Linked DNA regions of Mus musculus: region 1 is linked to region 2. The links are chromatin loops, found by intact Hi-C in ENCODE. Cell type or tissue: left cerebral cortex. All regions are shown on one strand. Links, peaks and the distances in the headings refer to the core of each region. The heading gives the core; the rest is flanking DNA. Region 1 has its middle 35 kb from the start of Cckar. Region 2 holds the start of Tbc1d19 (TBC1 domain family, member 19).

Evidence for each region. Peaks named below come from ENCODE experiments on the same cell type or tissue, not always from the same donor. Only the 100,000 strongest peaks of a DNase experiment are listed, where the experiment ranks them.
Region 1: a loop joins it to region 2, with 2.4 times the contacts of the local background. A loop is called at or near these places in 1 of 42 quality-filtered maps.

The regions. Positions count from the first base shown.
Region 1 is chr5:53,670,381-53,675,761 of GRCm38, reverse strand. No RefSeq gene overlaps it. Among named protein-coding and RNA genes, the nearest start is that of Cckar, 35 kb to the left of the region's middle. In left cerebral cortex, for the core only: a CTCF peak has its summit at 3,193 (motif pointing right); a DNase peak (open chromatin) is centred at 3,205.
Region 2 is chr5:53,807,304-53,812,684 of GRCm38, reverse strand. Tbc1d19 (TBC1 domain family, member 19) reads right to left here and starts at 3,058. Exons shown (of 21, transcript NM_144517.4): 1 at 2,827-3,058. The coding sequence starts at 2,925. In left cerebral cortex, for the core only: no CTCF peak of the experiment used is centred there; a DNase peak (open chromatin) is centred at 3,066; H3K4me3 peaks cover 1,485 bases; H3K27ac peaks cover 471 bases.

The DNA.
Region 1 (5,381 bases), core at 84-5,083, 140 kb after region 2:
GAGGTTAGGAGCAAGAGGACGGACCAAGAAGACAAGAGAGCGAGGAGGGGCCAAGCAGCCCCTTTTATTGTGAGTCAGGCACACCTGACTTTTGCCAGGTAACTGTGGTTTAATTAAAAATGTCAAAATTAGAAAGAGGTGATGGTGGGGCAGGAATAGGGTCATCATGATCATTAGTTACTTCCCGATGACTCTGGGATGACATGTCTCTGGGAAACCTAGGAAAATGGGTATGGGGATGTGGGTCCAGTCTCAGGAGAGTCTCGGGACCTTTTTCTTGCTGTCCAGGGCCTATAGAACTATCTGTGGTCTGTGGACAGACAGGAAGGAGCAGGTCCTGTCGAAGCGTCTGTGTCTATGCAAAAGATTGGAGCATCTGTGGGTTGCTTCTCTGGAGCTATCCTGGATGTAGCAAACGTCTGGACTTGACAAGATGCTGAAACACACACACACACACACACACACACACACATTATAGGTAGAGAATAAAGTTAAGTACGTTTGGGAGAAAATTTTTTAGGTGTACATTTGAAACCCTTAGGTCTGGGGGTGTTGGGGGATTCGAGGGCCCAGGACAGGAATCCCATCCTCTGGAACAGGAAGGTGTACTTAACTGGGAGGAGTCCATTTGGTCCATGAGAGGTGGATCTGAGTGGGTTTCCTGGAGCTTATACATTTACAAAAGCGATAAATTTGTTAACAGCATGAACAGTCTTTCAGATGAGCTTAGGGAAGACATAAACCTTTCATGGAGCAGAAGAAGCAAGAAGGCTTTTTTCCTTCTGTCTAAGAAACTGGATATATATATAAATTTAGCAAAATGAGAAACAATTTTAAGTTTACATTTGAGAGACAAAGGACATTTGAAACCTTGACCTTGTGAATATAGTTGATGATATAGTTTATTGTGAGAAATACCTCAAGTCTATAGTTAAAAGGCAATCAAAGGAAACTTATGTTTGGGCTTGTGATCGCACAGTTGGATCATAGAGTGGAATATTAGAGTTAGGCTAACTTATAAGAACTAGGTTAGGCCAGTGGCATAGCAAGAAGAGGAAATATGAAGCATTTAGTCACTGAGTTTAGGTAAGGAAGTAACAGATTACATCTGTGGAAGCTTATATCTGAACTTGTGCATCGTTTATTGTGAAGCCGTGAGCAAGGAAAACCTGTCTGTCTTTGATAAGAAATCTGGCAGTCTTAGCTAGTAAACAAATTTATTAATCAGCAAACACAGTGGTGGATTACCTCAGGGTAAGGAGCGAGGTCTGTTTTCTAGCTCTCAAGCTACATTTACCTTAGCTGTCAATGGAGTCGGAAATCCAGGGAAAGATAAACTATAATCTAGGAGTCATGTATTAATTACATGACTCAGCAAGCCTTCCTGAGAGCTGCGTCTTTCCACAACAGAGAGGGCACGCCTATCCTACTTCCCCTGACCCCAGCCTTTAAATTCCCTACTTTTTGAACTTTCTCGAGTCAAGAAGCAACACTAGTGAAGGATTGGTGACCCGTCCAGCAGGTCCAGTTATTCGAGGGTCTTGAGGGGACCTTCTCCTATGAACCAAATGGGGGGAGAGAAAAGACAGACACCAAGTGTGAGGAACTACATGGAACTATTCTGAATAGCATCAAGGTGTCACTGTATTAGCAAGGCTCAAGGCTTAAATGCACAAGCAAAAGGGGAAGTACTTCTCAGCAGGAGGAATGGGGCAGCAGAAAAAGAGGAAGTACTTCTCAGCAGGAGAGATGGGGCAGCGGGAAATTTTTTCTTTTGGCGACTACATGGGGAAGCAGGAACTTGGTGGTATCAGGGTGTGGTCAGAACATCCGGAGCTGACTTTGGGCTGGAACAATCTGTGGTTGTTCTCGGAGCAATGTGTCGGTGGCCTGCTTTTGACCCCCTTTTCTTCTCGGGGGGGGGGGGGGGTGGGAGGGAGGCCCAATTCAGAGATCAGGACAATTGTGTTGTCTTAATAGCTCCCAACAGATTGGGTCTTGCTCATGCTTTTTCAAGAAGAGAGCCAGGCTCATTCCAGTTGACTTTAAGCATCTGCACCACAAAGAACAACATCATCAGAATGAAGAGACAGCTCACAGGAAGGGAAGCAACCTGGCAGGGGACAAGTATCCAAATATACAAAGAACTGCAAGAATGCTGGATGGTGGTGGTGCACACCCTTAATCCTAGAACTCAGGAGGCAAAGGCAGGCAGAACTCTTGATTTTGAGGCCAGCCTGGTCTAAAGAGTGAGTTCCAGGACAGCCAGAGCTACACAGAGAAACCAAGTCTAAATCAATCAATCAATCAGTCAGTCAGAAAAAAGAAAACCCCTCACAGTCTTGTCCATGGACAATCTAATGGAGGAATTTTCTCAATTGAGGTTCTCTTCCCCATAACTCTAGCCTCTGTCAAGCTGACAAAGAACTAGTCAGGGCAGGATGTATCATGAGACAGGAGGAGAGAGCCTAGAGAGGTGCTAAAGTAGACCGGGACGCTAACTGGGAGGGAAAAGCACTAGGTTGGGGGAACATGTGCAGGCAATGGAAGGAGATAAATGAGAACAGAGTCCAATGACATGCATGTGTGAAGATGCAATGGTACACTTTTCACACTGACTAGTGCGAACCTTTGAAAGGAAAAGAACCATTTCAATGGCAAGCCCCTTACACACATTGTAGGTATTTTCTTGTGAGAGGGAGAGTGCCAAAGCACAACTGAGAGACTTTAGAGATGGTGACACGGGCCAGTCCCCTGAGACACAAGACAAGGGTGGAGGTGTGTGTGTGTGGGGGGGGGGGGGGATCTTGGGTCAGCATCACCACCACCTGGAACGTCTATAAAATGTCACTTCTTAAGCCCAACACAGCCTTCCTGATTCAGATACTGTGGGAGTGAAGCCCAGAAACCCTCAGGTGAGTCTTCAGGTAAGACATATACATATATATATATATACATATATATATATATATATATATATATATATACATACATATATATATGCATATAGATATTGATATATAGATATATATCCAGTATAACTATCATTATAAGGCAGGTGGGTCCAAACATCTGTTCTCTGTGCCTAACCTGTCCATTTCACACTCAAAAGTAGGATCTGTGATGGTTTGTGACACTCCAGTTCTGAAACTGGGTTAGCACAGCACATGGACGACCTTCCCCACTACTGACCACAGGGAGGCAGCAGAGAGTCACATGAGAGTCCACACAGAGCAAGAAGACCCCGCCTGGACTCCATCACCCTGTAAACTGGTGTCACTTCAGAAGCTGTGCTCGAGTCCAGCCCTGTACGGGGATTTGATGACTCTCCTTGGGATCCAGGTTTCCATCCCAACACAGCAGAACTTTGGAATGAGCGTAAACCTAGAGGGCAACTTGCCCTGGCAAGGTGAGGTTGGGTTGCAAGCAGAAATTAGGAATTGTCAGAGGTCTTGGGGAGCCTCCAGCCTCATGAGGCAGTGGTTCTCTCCGATGATAGGATGAAAAGACGCTAGGGTTGGGGGAGGTGGATTAGCTAATAAAGTGTTAACCACACAACCACGAGGACCTGACTCAATCCCACCACTCACACAAAAAGAAAAATGAATAAATGAATACATGAATGAATGAACAAGCAAATATGTAGTCTTGGGCACATGGCTACAATCTTAGTACTGGGGAGGCAGAGACAAGAGGGCTTCCTGGGACTAGCTGGCCAGCCAGAAGGTACTAAGACATCTCTTTCCCTTATTCAAATTAGAAGGACATGCTCCTGGTTCCAGGTGCTGCTCAGGGGCTTGAGGGGGACAGCATCTGGAGCCCCCAGCAAGCCTAATCCTCGGGACAGTGCTCTGCTGCTCCAGGTGAGCCCTGTTTCTTGTCGATCAAACCTCTGAGAAAGCTAGGCTGATTCCAGCCCTAAAAACCCTGGCTCCAGACTGCTAATCAGAAACTGCCCCATCACCTGACCTTCAGCAAGGACAAAGGGCCAGCAGTTTCCAGCCTCCACACCAGGGGAATGGAATGTCCTTAGAGTTGAAGTAAGACAAAGCCCACCAACCCCGGGATTCCTCAGAAACAGCTTGCAGTCACCACGCCCTGGTAATGGTTTCGGAATGCCTAGAGATAAAGTAGACAAAGCCTGCCTTCCACAGAATTCCCCTAATGTGCTATAAACTGGGCCTGCAAGCTCACTTGGGGGGTGAGGATGCCTCTTTATCTTGGTAATGGGAGACCCCAGCATGCTGGACTTCTGCAGATTAAAAACACTCTTTGCATTTACATACTATTTAAGACTGGGGCATCATTCTTCAGTCAATCGCGGAACCTTACTTCCCAACCAAGATCACTGAGGAAAAAGATTTTGACGGGCAGTGGTGGCGATCGCCTTTAATCCCAGCACTTGGGAGGCAGAGGCAGGCAGATTTCTGAGTTCGAGGCCAGCCTGTTCTACAGTTAGTTCCAGGATAGCCAGGGCTACACAGAGAACCCTGACTCGGGGGGAGGGGGAGGGATGGGTAACGAAAAAAAAAAATGATTTCGTTATTTTGTTAAGGTGGAAAAAAATTAATGGAATGTAAGGTTTTAAATATAAGAGAGAGAGAGAGAGAGAGAGAGAGAGAGAGAGAGAGAGAGAGAGAGAGACCTGTTCATTTCTCGATCCTTCTGGTGTTTTGTAATGAGGTGGCATCTTATCGGGGGGGGGGGGGGGGGGCATGCTGAGGATCCCGCCCCCAGTACCAGCCATACGCCTGGTCTAGTATAAAATGAAGTTTATTTGGGGCACGAGAAGGGGGGTGAGAATTGAGTGGAGGCAGAGAAAGCGAGGGGACAGAGCACAGAAAGAGAGAGAGAAAGGGTGGGTGGGAGCCAGGCAGGAACATGGAGGGAGGGCAGAGAGACGGAGTGGAGGAGGAAGAGGAGAGAGAGGAGAGGAAGAAGAGGAAGGCGGAGGGGGAAGAAGAAAAGAGAAGACAGGGAAGGCGAACAGTCCTTTTGCAAGCCAGGCTCACACCTGGCTGATGGTAGGTAACTGCTGGGCGGAGCCTAGAAGAAATGCATGCAGGGCCAAATTCTTTACCTCAGGACTGGGTCCACTCAAAGTTTTCTGTCACCCTCAAATCTTTGACTTATTTAAACTATACTTTTCCCAGTCACTTGTGAAACTAAAGGTTTAAAGAGGCACGGAGAAGTGAGGCTATCAACAAAGGTTAGATGAAGGGCTGTACCTGAGCCAACCCTTATCCAGGCACTGCTCCACTCTTCTCCCTGACACCTCCCACTGGCCTGTCTGGAGCTGAGCAAACACTCAGTTTCTGACCACTCAGGGCCACAATCCTAGACCTTCCTCCCACGGAGTGCCTCCCTGAGCGAGCAAACGC
Region 2 (5,381 bases), core at 174-5,173:
TAAAAAATGGAGTACAAAACTAAGCAGAGAGTTTCCAGAAGATGAAACCCAACAGGCTCAGAAACACTTAGAGAAATGTACAACAACCTTAGCCAACAGGAAAATGCAAATTAAAACTAGTTTGATATACCATTTTTCCTCATTCAGAATGGCGAAGATCAAAAAAAAATTGATAGCACATGCTGGTGAGGATGCAGGGGAGGGGGAATGTCTATTCATTTCTATTCAAAGGGAGGTGCAAACGTGTACAGCCACTATGGAAATCAATGTGGTGGTTTCTCAGGAAGCTGGGGATTGAGCTATCTTATGTTTCAGCTCTACTACCCTTGAGCATATAATTGAAGGATTCTACATCCTATTACACAGACTTCTGCTCATCTATGCTCCTTGCTGGTCTATTCATACTAGCCAGAAGTTGGAAACAGGTCAGGTGTCCATCAACTGACTTACAGATAATGGGAATGCAGTTTATTCACACAATGGAATATTACTCAGCTATTGAGAAAAATAGAAGTATAAAATTTGCAGGTAGATGGATGGCACTTGAAAAAAGAATAAGCATGAGTGAGGTAACTCATACTCCCCCCCCCCAATAAATATAGTATAGTTTCCATTATATGTGGATGTTAACTTTTAAACTTTCCATATATGAGCTATAATCCAGATAACCACAGAGGTTAGGTACGTAGTATACAGACTAATTATGAGCTAGCAGACCAGTCTAGAGTAGCCCAGAGTACAAGAAAGAAGGAATCCACTTTCATCTTGTGCCCTTTCCCATGAGCATCTACCAGGGTTTCACAGGAATCTGCAGAGTACCTTCTGCTGGCTAAATATGTAAAAACAAGCATAAAACTGCTACATCAACAATACTCTCCCCTTCCATGAGGCAACGACCCTAAATCACAAGCAATGTCAGAAACTCTCTATTTAAAATTTCAGGCAATAACTCCCCAGTTTAGAATAGTTGTAAAAGCTCTCTACAATGTGGACAGGTTGAAAAAAAAAATTCTCTTGGGCCTAGGACCTCATGCCAATTCAGAGATGTTAGCAGACACCAGAGCAGGTGTGTCTGTTTCACACACCTGCCACAGATACAAGGCTGAGTTTAGTTGCAAAACAAAGAAAAATAAAAGCCAGGGCTAATAAGGACCCTGCACAGATAAGGTATATGAACTAATAGTGTAGAATCAGAAGCTCCCACACCTACCATGGTGCTAGCACAGACTAAATCAGCCTATTGCTTGGAAAGGGACACATAGGCAGAGAGACTTGTGAAGCTGGGAGGTAGTAGAAATATTGAGGCAATTTCTCTATGCTCCAAGACTCTAACCAGAAGTAACAGAAGGCTGGGTGCAGTCTAGGGTGTAAGGAAGGGAACAGGGAAAATCTCAGAGTTTGCTTCACTCATGACCTATATATGCTAACTGAAGCACCACATTTTGCTTGGCTTTTTGTTGCTATGATAAAGCACTGCCCCAAAACAACTGGGTGTGGGGGGAGTAAAGAATTCATTTGTCTTACAAATTACAGCCTATCACGGAGAAAAGCCAGTGTAGCAACTCAAGGTAGAAACTACGGCAGAGACCCTGGAGGATCTGCTTTCTGGCTTGCTCCCAGGCTCATCATTCAGTACCTTGATAATATAGCCTAGGCTTGCCTGCTTAGGGATGGTACCACCCACAGTGGGCTCAGCCATCCTGTTTCAGTTAGGAATCACGAAAATGCCCCGTGCATATGTCCACAGAGGCAGCTTAGGAGATCAATTTCTCAATTAAGGTTTCCTCTTCTCAGGTGTTTTAAGTCAACAAACAAGATTAATCATCACATACCACACTCAGTAAAGATACACTTAAACAAAACTTTCAACCTACTTAACTGACATTTCTAAATTATAAAAAAAAAAAAGATGTTTACTAAGTACACAAAGGATGTTCAACAAGAGAAAACAAATTACGAATCTTAAAAATAAAAAAATACTCCAACAAAATTTAAAGAATTAACATAATATAAATTTTATCCATCCTGGAGTTAAACTTGAAATCAACAAAAGGAAGAAACTGGAAAGATCTCCCCAAATTTGAAAACTAAACAATACATTTTCTGGACAATCCATGGGATAAAGATAAAGTCACAGAATATACATATTGGCATTATCCATAATCTCTAAACAACCTAAATATCCACCAGGTAAGTACTAACTAGAGAAACTAATGGGAACAGAAGTACTAAAATACCAAGTTTGGATGGATCTCAAAATCCTAACGGGGACAGAAGCATCCACAAAAGTTTTGGTACTGTAGGATTCCATTCACACTACATTCTCATACAGTAAAGCTCTACTGGTTATTCTGTCTACTCGCAGGGCCGAGTCTGTTTAAATGAATTCAATAAACGCTAGGTGGGCACATTAAAAAAAAAATCACTGTAGGGAGAGCAAAGTGCAACAAAGTGACACATTAGAATAAAGCACATGGGATCCCAATCCATCCACGAGAAAGTAAAAAAGAAGGAAGGCATGCTGCTCGTGAGTCCAACATCTAAAAAATAAAAAATAGGTCCCTTAAACGACTACAAGAATAAACGGGAGAAGCCTTGGCCATTCTCTGGCCTGAAGAAGGGCGTGATGAGCCCCACCCATCTTTAAAAAAATACAATTGCCTCACTCCTGGGTCTGAGCAAACAAGGTGCAAGGCTCAGGGAGGGGTTTAAAACAGCAGAAAGGGGTGGAGAGAGCAAAAAGCTCTGGCCTGGGTGAAGGCAGTGTAGCAGGCAGGTCATCCTGCGGCCTGCCGGTCTCCATAGCTTCCCATCAGCCCCGCTTACCCAGGCCTGCCGTTCCAGCTGAGCATACAAATTGGAGCCCTTGAGTTTCTGGACGATCTGGGCAATGATGAGGGACAGGTCCGACTCCTCCTGCAACATTTCCCCTGCCCTAACCCGCCAGCCGCGGGGACGGCCGCCGGCAAGGAAAGAATGCGCTGCAGGGTCCCACTCCTGGCCGCTGACACTTCTCCCGGACCTTTTTTCGGCGGGACTCCTCCAGCGGGCGTTGCCAGGCAACTGCTGGGCCGTGCGTCCGTCCCTCTCTGGTCCCCTCCGCATCTGAAAGACCTCGCACATGCGTTCCGAGGGCGGAAAGAGACCAGGGCCGGGAAGTAGATTTCATTGTTCCTACCCAGTCTGATCGAAAACACAGAACAAAAGCTTGTTCTTCCGCAGCCACAAAGTTTCAGATGTGCAAAAAAGAACCGAGAACGAGGTGGTGTGTGTGTGTGTGTGTGTGTGTGTGTGTGTGTGTGTGTGTGTGTGTTGAAATTTACTATATAGACTCTGTATTATAGAGATTCTTAACTCTTCCACCAGTCAATCTCTGCAGAACACGCCTGTGAACACAATTGCTGCTGGTTACACCCCAAAATTATGGGCTCTGATACTAGCTGTTGCACTTAAGCGATGTATTTAAATTGCAGAATTCAATTTACACCAATTGGCAGGATGTTTTGATAGTTGGCTGAGGTAAGAAGCAATTCATGAAGTTGCACGCTTGTTTCCTTTGCGACTGTTTCTATTCTCTAGGCTTTATACAGCAGTGGTTCTCAATCTTCCTAATGCAGCCACACTTTAATACAGTTCCTCATGTTGTGGTGAACCCTAATCATAATTTTTTTGCAGCTTCTTCATAACTGTAATGTTGCTATTGTTATGAAACACATATAAATATATGTGTTTTTCAATGGTCTTTTTTTAAAGGAAGTCTTTTTTAAGAGTTTATTTATTTAATGTATATGAGTACACTGTCATATGGTTATAGATGGTTTTGAGTCACCATGTGGTTGCTGGGAATTGAACTCAGGACCTCTGGAAGAGCAGTTAGTGCTCTTGACCACTGAGCCATCTCTCCAGCCCTTTTTCAATGGTCTTAAGCAAGTCCTGTGAAAGGGTGGTTCTTGGGAACTGCTGTTCTAGAATCTACAATCATATCCTGGTATTAGTCTCCTTTCACATACAAATTAACCAACAACAATTACTAATACTTTTTTTTTTAGTATTCTTAATTTTAAAATGACTAAGATCCTGACTGTCCTTGTCTTTAAGAAATCTACCATCTAGATTTCTATGCATTCATTCCATCTTTTAGACATGGTCCAACTTTCAGTTTATCGAGCATTTACATACAAGGAACTGTGTGAGCACAAATATTTAATAAAATACAGTTTGTGTCCTCAAGGAAATATATGAAACATAGTTATAATTAGAAGTAACTGATTTAACTAATTGAACGTTAATCCAAAGGCCAATAGTAGGTCAGCAAACGCCCTAAGGTGTAATTATACATTAGAATACACATTAGAATAATAGAATAATTAGAATACACATTAGAATAATATCACCAAAATACTTACGGATTAATTTTGGTTTTGTGTGTATACATATTTTTTAAGCACAGCAAGAGTAGAATTTCAGGAAAACAGGCTGAGAATGCTGAAAAGGCTAGTTTAGCCTAATTACATTGAACGTTAATGAGCTTAAGAGTCACAAGAGGTTTTGTTAAATCAAACTCGAGTTCAGATTCAATAGGCCTCCAGTGAGATCTGTTCATTTGAATTGCTGACAGTGGCCTGAAGATTGAAATGCTTGGGATCCAAGAGCAAACTCTAAATAGGGAAGGGACAAAAGCAGCTAGACAATAGGAACTCAGTGAGATTGGACACCTGCCATCTAGGTACATCTCCCACATACTGGCATTTGTCACACCATCACAGAGATACCGTGAAGATAGATACAGATTCTAGATAATCTGCCTGGTCTGCCCGGTTCAGAAAAACCCAGGCAGGAAAGAGATATCGTACTATCTTTGTTTCTTTACAAAACCTTCTTCCTCAACACAGAGTGTCTCAGGCCTGTGGGTGAATATAACACTATTTTTTGTAGTTCCTTCAAGTCAATAACCCACCTGATCATGAACCTGATTAAAGCAACGTGGCCTTGAACAACAATAAAAAATAAAAATGGTGGTAAATGCTCCTTTGATGTTGCAAATAAAGGGATGATATGGAGAGAGATAATCATGCTTGCCTAGGCTTAGGAGAGTCTTGGGGCAAAGAAGCAAGACTCCCACATTCAGAAAACATCCTAGCTCCCTTCCTAGAGAATTGTGTGATTTTTCCTTCCTTGCCTGAAAAAGAAAGAAAATCCCATCCTGGAGAGTATTCTGTAAAGAAAGGATACCTAGTATTATAATGTCAATGAGTAAGATATTACAACTGACATAACTATGGAAAATAATATCCCATAACTCTGACAGGAAACAGAAAGTAACTAAACATATAAGAAATGTGGATGTGTCCAGCCCAAGTTTTTGTACAGATAGATGCTTT